Regions from separate parts of the Homo sapiens genome. Here region 2 is linked to region 1. A link is an interaction called in ENCODE POLR2A ChIA-PET data of the cell type or tissue named here. Cell type or tissue: K562. All regions are shown on one strand.

Region 1 (4,000 bases):
TAATCCTCTTCAGTGAAATGACTATGTCTTTTGTCCGTTTTCTAGCTGGACTGCTTTCATACTGTTGACTTTTAAGAGTTCTTTATATATTACAGATACTAGTTATTTGTCAGTTGTGTTGTCTGCAAATATTTTCTCCCCTCTCTAGTTTATCTTTTCATCTTTTTAACAGGGTCTATAACAGAGCAAAAATACTTAATTTTGATGAAGTTTAATTTATCAATTTTGCCTTTAAGGAGTATTCTTTTGGTGGCAAGTCAAAGAAACATATGCCTAACCCTACCTCCCCAAAATTTTCTTCTATTTTTCCTAAAATTTTATAGTTTAATATTTTTATATTTCAGTCTGTGATCCATTTTAATTTGTGCATGCACAGGGTATGAGACATAGGTTGAGGTTCCTTTATTGGGGGGTTGGGAATGGGACAGTGTATGGATGTCTAATTGCTCCAGTACCAACTGTTGAAAAAGTTATCTACCTCCGTTGAACTGTTTTCATGCTTTTGACAAAAACTAGGTATATTTATGTGGATCTATTTCAGAGTTCTCTGTTCTGTTCCACGGATCTGTGTCTTTATCTATGCCCATACCACACAGTCTTGATTACTGTAACTACATAATAAGTCTTGAAATTGAGTAGATTGATCTTTCACACCTTATTCTTCTTTTTCATTGCCTTTTCATGTAAATTTTAGAATAATCTTGTCCATATCTAAAAAAAATCTTGTTGGGTTAATTATATTGTATGAATAAATAACAAATGTATAAGAAATAAATGGTACATGTCTTCCTTGATGTTGTAAAAGAGCTAAAACTCAACAAGACCTAAACTAAATAAATATTTGCCCCAAAAGTCCTTGTCCTCCTACTTTTCCTATCTCAGTTTACAGGATCACCATTTATCTAGTATTCAAAGCTAGTTTTTGGAGTCATTTATTAATTTATTTGATAATCATTGACTGCACACTTAGCATGTACCAGGCACAAAGCCAGATGCTAGGGTAATGAATAAGATATGGTTTCTGTTCCTAAGGCAGTGAAGGTGACAGACATCAACAAGTAACAACAATATGGTATGATACACATCACAGGAGAGGTACATACAATGTATTTGATAAACCTGAGAAAAGTAAGCAAGCTGGCTGGCACACAGTCCGTAAGCACTTAATAGAGGGAATATTTTAGCAAAATATTGAAGAATTAGGATAAATTAATTGGGCTGTGAGGTAAAAAGTCAATACAGGCACACACACAAAAAAAGTATGCGCAACAGCATAAAAGCATCATAGTAAAACCTGCTTGGGTAGCTTATGTAAGAGGTAAAGGACCAGAGAGTAGCTACAGAGGCAGACATAGGCCAGATCATGAAGGGGAGGGGTTCATGTGTCACACTAAGAAACTTACATACTCATCTATACACAGGGGAAACCATGAAGAACTTTAGAGAAATCACATGATCAGACATGAATTTTAGTAAGCCAACACTAGCAGCAGTGTGAAAGCCAGATAAGAAGGGTAAGAGACTGAAGGACTACAGATAGAGAAGCTGGAGATGAGACTAGACGTCTGAACAATTCTAAACGTAAGATAGGGCATAACTGAATTAAGAGTGATATGATATATATTGGTTTTCATCCATGGTTCCTGGTTTATAAGTCCCACAGCTCTTATTACATTCTTTTTTAATATTAAATTTAATTTTATATAAGTAGAGACAGGATTTCACTATGTTGGCCAGGCTGGTCTCGAACTCCTGGCCTCAAGTGATCCGCCCACATCGGCCTTCCAAAGTGATGGGATTACAGAGGTAAGCCACTGTGCCTGGCCTTACTACAGTCTTTTGTATAATGTTGGGGCACATTAAACCTCAGAAAACAGAATCTCTTCTCTTGCTGACCTTTTCCTGCCCTCCTTTCCACCAACCCAAGGCAGAACTCTAATCTTCCACAGCCTGTCTGACTGTGGGTCATAAGACCTTCCCTTTAGAAGGGAGCTTGCCCCAGACCCTGGAAGAAGGAATGCTGCAGACAGGCAGAAGAAGTTGGACAGGCAGGCCTTGCTGGGTTTCCCCACTGGGTCTATTAGTGCTGTTAGGTCATACTCTTTTTGTCCAATCACATTTCTACACAGTTGTTGACTGTGCCTATGTAATGAAGCCTCCATAAAAACCCAAAAGGAGTGGATTCAGAGAGCTTCTGGATAGCTGAACATTGGAGGCTCCTGGAAGGTGGCGCACCATGGGAAGGCATGGAAGCTCCATGCTCTTTCCCCTATCTCCCCCTATGCATCTGTTCATCTGTATCCTTTGAACATCCTTTATAATAAACCGGTAAGTGTTTCTCTGAGTTCTGTGAGCTGCTCTAGCACATTAATTGAACCCAAGGACGTAAGGAGTGGGGGGGTCATGGGATCCCTGATTTATAGCCAGTGTTATCAGAAGCACAGGCAAAATCAAAATAACCTGGGGCTTGCGATTAGCACTGGAAGTGGGGGAAGTCTTTTGGGAACTGCCCTCAACCAGTGGTGTCTGACACTACCTCCAGGTACACCGTATTGGAACCGGGGGGCACCCAGTTGGTATCTGCTGCAGAACTAACTGGTTGGTTGCTGTGGGGGGAGAAACCCCCAAGCATCTGGTCACAGAAGTCTTCTGTGTTAATTATTGTTGTGTTGAGTGAGAGAATTAAAAAATACTTTGGCTGTGATTTTACCCTGCTCACTAAGACACATCAATATTGAGAAGCAGAGAGAGTTTGAAGAAATATTTAAGAGGACCTGGTAATTAATAAGATATAGGGAATGGTAAAGAAGAATCTAAGATATCCACTAAGGTTCCAACTTGATTAACTGAAAACAGTTGGCAGAAACAAATTTCAGTCTCCTGCAACTCACAGAACTCAAGACCAGCGTGTTCTTTCCAACTTTAGGATTATATGTCGAGGCTTTAGTTTCTATTCCAGGTCAGACTATAAAGAAGGTTACCTCCATTACACTGACCTGAGCCCCAAAACTGCAAACACTAAGCAATATGCCACCAGAATTTGGGGAGGGGAGCAAAAATAGGAAAACCATGGAAATGGGTGGCGAAAGGATCCACAGCCTGAGATATGCACACTAATTTTTCATGGTTCCCAACAAAGTTTTGTCTCTCCCATAAAGGAGACTGACTGGGTACAGCTGAGGACCACATCTAATTCCCAAAGGTGTGTCAGTCAACTCTCTGTTAAGCTAAAAAGAAAAGTGGATATAAACTGGGTGAAAGAAGAAAAAGATTGTCAATGTCAGCAACTAGAGAGATGGAACAAAAGTCTCAAGAGCAACGATGGCAGAGAGGTGAAAATCTGAGCTAGCCATTTGTATGTAAGGAGCATTTTCATATAAATATTGTAAAAACTGTGCTAAGTACTAGTCACAGATTGAAACGTGAAAAGAGGCCAGGTGCAGTGGCTCACACCTGTAATTCCAGCACTTTGGGAGGCCGAAGTGGGCAGATCACCTGGGTCAGGAGTTCAAGACCAGCCTGGCCAACATGGGGAAACCCCGTCTCTAATAAAAGCACAAAAATTAGCCGGGCATGGTGGCGGGCACCTGTAATCCCAGCTACTCAGGAGGCTGAGGCAGAAGAATAGCTTGAACCCAGGAGGCAGAGACTGAGGATAGCTGAGATCGCGCCACTGCACTCCAGCCTGGGCAACAAGAGCAAGACTGAGCCTCAAACAAAAGAAAAAAAAATGTGAAAAGGAATTTCAACATAACTTATTCATTTACTAACATTTATAGAATAGCTAACAATGTACCAGAAATTATAATAAATATGAACACAGTTTTTATTGTATTAATGCCATTATATTTGTATAGGCCCTACAGCTTTCAGTAGACTTCAGCATAAATTACATTATACATTTTCCTCAAGAGGGATGCTGTAATAGCTTTCTAAAAATTAGTATGTATTCCAGCCCAGTGCAGTGGCTCATGCCTGTAATCCCAACACTTTGGGATGC
Region 2 (4,000 bases), 110 kb before region 1:
ATATAGAGACTTAGGTGAGAGGCCTTTAAAATTGGAGTTTGGTTTTTGGGTTGTGTCCTTCCTCTGCCTTGGAAACTTTTCACTGAATTGCACAAAGAAGTGGAATATTTGTACAGATGTTTCGCTAAGGAAAGACCTAAAAATAATGTCACTAACATGAGCTAAAGGAAGAATGGAAACTGGAAGGGTTATGGTGGTAGTTGTAGTTGGGCCTGTTTTTGTCTTTGAAGACTACCACTTAATAAAAGCTCACTGGTTATGTGATTTGCCTCCATAAAGGACACCACAAACCTAGAAACTGCCCTACTTTTGGGAAGTTTGCAGAGAAGCCTAAATATTCCAGGTAAAAATAGGGGAGTCTCAATTTGGCAGGATGGATGAGAGGAGTTCTGTCCTACCATATCTTCTTGCTGACAAGAACTATTTCTTACTCTTTTTCTTTTAGAACCAGGTTCCTCTGTGCTTTCTACCAGAAGGTACTTTGACCTTAGAGGAAACCAATATTTTGACTTGCCTTCTAGGATGTATTGGGTTCTTCCTTAACAAATCAGGGTGCAGACTTCCAAGTGACTGGCACAATTAAGAAAAGCCAATTATTTCACTGTTCTGTGATTACTTCAACTGTTTAACTTTTAGCTGATTTTCAAGAAAAAAATAGTGTTAAATTTTTACCCTGGAGTCCAAATTTACTGAAATAAAATGTGATTAAATGTTACATTTTGGCAGAAATGTTGAGGGTTTATGTATTTGGGGATTTTTTTTTTTGATGTCTGCTTACCATGATTACATTTTATTCTTTTCTTTAATGTAGGTTGTGACAAAGACCTTTCATGGTGCAGGCTTGGTTGTTCCAGTAGATAAAAATGATGTTGGGTACCGAGAGCTCCCTGAAACAGATGGTAATGTATTTCATAGTAAACATGTGCATATATGTTAATGCACATGAATAAAGGTTTTGCTTATATTGGGAAGTAGGTATGTCTATATACCTTTTCTGACACAGTCGCTAGACCTTAGTAATAAAGAGTAAGCTGAGGTTTTAGAGTCAGTCATTCCTGAATTAAAACCGAGTTCATAGCTGTGTGGCCTTGAACAAATTATTTAACCCTGTGAAATCTTGTCTTTTTCATCTGTAAAATGGAGCTAATCATATGCACTTCATAAAGGAATTTGTGGTGTAAACAAGTATTAAAATACTTAACAAAATGCTTGCCTCAGTGTTCAAAATTCAGTAGTTTCTTTTTTTGTTTGTTTTTTTTTTTTTTTTTTGAGACGGAGTGTTGCTCTGTCGCCCAGGCTGGAGTGCAGTGGCGCAATCTCAGCTCACTGCAACCTCCGCCTCCCAGGTTCAAGCGATTCTCCTGCCTCAGCCTCCCAAGTAGCTGGGATTATAGGCACCCACCACCATGCCCAGCTAATTTTTGTATTTTCAGTAGAGACGGGGTTTCAGAATTTTAACCCATTGCCTGCTTCTTGGGAACTATTTCCGAACCTTTGACATTACAGTCAACTTGCAAAGTAGTAATTATTGAAATTGTGTTTTTATGGTTCTTTGTGAACATTTTTTCATCTGCCTATAAAATGATTTAGCTTTCAGAAGCCCAAGATCCTGAACTACGTCATCTGTAAGTATAAAAACACTTTGAAAATGGACCACTGCGCATAATCTAGTTATTGCTACGTTAAACATCGAGAATTAAAATCGCTTCTCAATTCTTTTCCCCTTGTCTCCATTCCCTTATCGTGAACAGCCCTGCTGGTATTCCTTTATTGATCATCCTCTTCTGGGGGGATAAAACTTAAAGGGAAATCAAACTTAGCATCTTCTCAAAGAACCACATATTCCTGCCCAATGCACGTATTTGGCCGTCTGCTTTTCAGAACAGAACTAACTAGCCTTGGTAGTTACCAGTCTCTGGGGGTTGTGACCTGGACATCTGCATTTAAACCAATTCTCTAAAGCAGTTCTTCTCAAATTTTACTGTGCAGAGTCTCCAGCCAGTAGGTAGAGATGTCTTAGATGGCAGCTACTCATACGGACCTGTTTTTGCTGTACCCCTGCCACTTAGAGGAGTGCCATAGGGAAGACGAATGTGGCTGAGCTGTCCAGTGTGATGGCCACTGAGTGCCTCACAGGTGGCTCCTGCAACAAAATTTGTAACTCGTATTTATTTTTTACTTCTTTTTTTTTTTTTTTTTGTGACAGGGTCTCACTCTGTCACCCAGGACGGAGCGCAGTGGTGCAATTAACCTGTCTCGGCCTCCCGAGTAGCTGGGACTACAGGTGTGCACCACCATGCCTGGCTAATTGGTGGGTTTTGTTTTTGTTTTTGTTTTTGTCCTGTAGAGACGGGGTCTCACTCTGTTGCCGATGCTGGTCTCGAACTCCTGGGCTCACGTGATCAACCCACCTCGGCTTCCCAAAGTTTTGGGATTATAGGCATGAGCCACCGAACCTGGCCTGTAATTTTCTATAATTTTAATTAGTTTAAGTTTGTAAATTAAAACAGGATTAAATGTTTCTTACATTGATTATATGTTGACATAATACTATTTTGGAAATATGGGTTAAATAAAATATCTTAATTTCACCTGTTTTTTGTTGTTGGTTTTTTTTTTTTTTTTTAGCTCCTTCTCCTGCCCCACCTGTTTCTTTTTTCATGTGGATACTGGAAAAAATGTAACCCACACTGTATTTCTCTTAGACAGGCTGATCTGTCCTATATCTCCTCTTTGAAGCCAGAGTCAATTAGTCTCTGATGGGACCATTGTGGGCCCTAGCTACTGGTCAGTCTTCTGCTTCTACACTAAGTCATCTTCTCTTCATGTCTCTGCTCACAGAGAGAGCTTTAAAAAGCATGATTACTATCTCGTTTGGGAAAGGTTGCGCACATTTGTTGTAGAGATGGGCAGTCTCTAAAGCTTTTGGGGTGATGGATGTTAAATTGTAGTGCCCTGGAGTAAAGCCTGTTACCCTGCGGTAGTTGTGGTTCTGGGGTTTTATATCCAAGTCTACTATTCTAGGCATTAGATCCTTCTGTATTTAATTAGTTTTGAAGTGGTAGCAAAACATTAAGACTGAAGGACCTAATCTTCTTGCTCTTGCCAGTGTCATTTGCCAAGAGGTATAACTGACTGGCAGTTTGTTAATGTGACAATGATTAGCAAATCACAACTAAGTTTGTTCTTAACCCTTTGAAGCTTCTCACAATAACGCTTTAACTTAGCAAATAAGATACGTTTTATTGAGCAATTCTTAAATGTCAGTGTCATGATTCACTTTAACAAGTGATGTATTTAATTCTCACCCAACTCTTTATTGTAGGTCTTATTCCCATGTTCACAAAGGAAATAGACTCACGGTGCTTAGCATTAGTCAGTAAGGGCTCTGGTTTTCTTTTTTTCTTTCTTTCTTCTTTTTTTTTTTTTTTGAGATGGAATTTTGCTCTTGTCACCCAGGCCGGAGTGCAATGGTAGGGTGTCAGCTCACTGTAACCTCCGCCTCCCAGGTTCAAGTGATTCTCCTGCCTCAGCCTCCTGAGTAGCTGGGATTACAGGCACCCACCACCATGCCCAGCTAATTTTTGTATTTTTAGTAGAGACAGGGTTTCAACCATGTTGATCAGGCTGGTCTCGAACTCCTGACCTCAAGTTATCTACCTGCCTTGGCTTCCCAAAGCCCCGGCTGAGGGCACTGGTTTTCATACTTGGTTTTCTGACTGTAGAGTGCATACTACTATCCGAAGTAAGAAGAGTTGCCTGCCTAGTTGCCTGATTTTTACCTTGACAGAACTACTGTAGCTTAATTTAAGTATTCTAGTTGATAGTAGTGGCAGGGATATAGTAAGAATTCAGCAGTGAAACTCCTAACTCATTAAATTGAGTATTTTGAGTAGAAACATTTAAGTCATCATTTTTGAATAGTTAACTTAAGGCTTCACTCATGTTCTTTAAGTTTGGGTTTCAGTTAAATGAAATTTCTGTAGAATGTTTTATTGCT

What was found. Peaks named below come from ENCODE experiments on the same cell type or tissue, not always from the same donor. Only the 100,000 strongest peaks of a DNase experiment are listed, where the experiment ranks them.
Region 2: POLR2A ChIA-PET joins it to region 1 with 8 read pairs; 9 of 35 experiments call an interaction of 5 or more read pairs at or near these places.

Annotation. Positions count from the first base shown.
Region 1 is chr4:169,624,522-169,628,521 of GRCh38, reverse strand. The region is part of intron 1 of CLCN3 (chloride voltage-gated channel 3); the gene reads right to left. Among named protein-coding and RNA genes, the nearest start is that of CLCN3, 5.9 kb to the right of the region's middle. In K562, no CTCF peak of the experiment used is centred here; DNase peaks (open chromatin) are centred at 1,461 and 2,451; H3K4me3 peaks cover 377 bases.
Region 2 is chr4:169,734,559-169,738,558 of GRCh38, reverse strand. It overlaps HPF1 (histone PARylation factor 1), which reads left to right. Exons shown (of 8, transcript NM_017867.3): 6 at 812-899. Among named protein-coding and RNA genes, the nearest start is that of HPF1, 21 kb to the left of the region's middle. In K562, no CTCF peak of the experiment used is centred here; no DNase peak of the experiment used is centred here.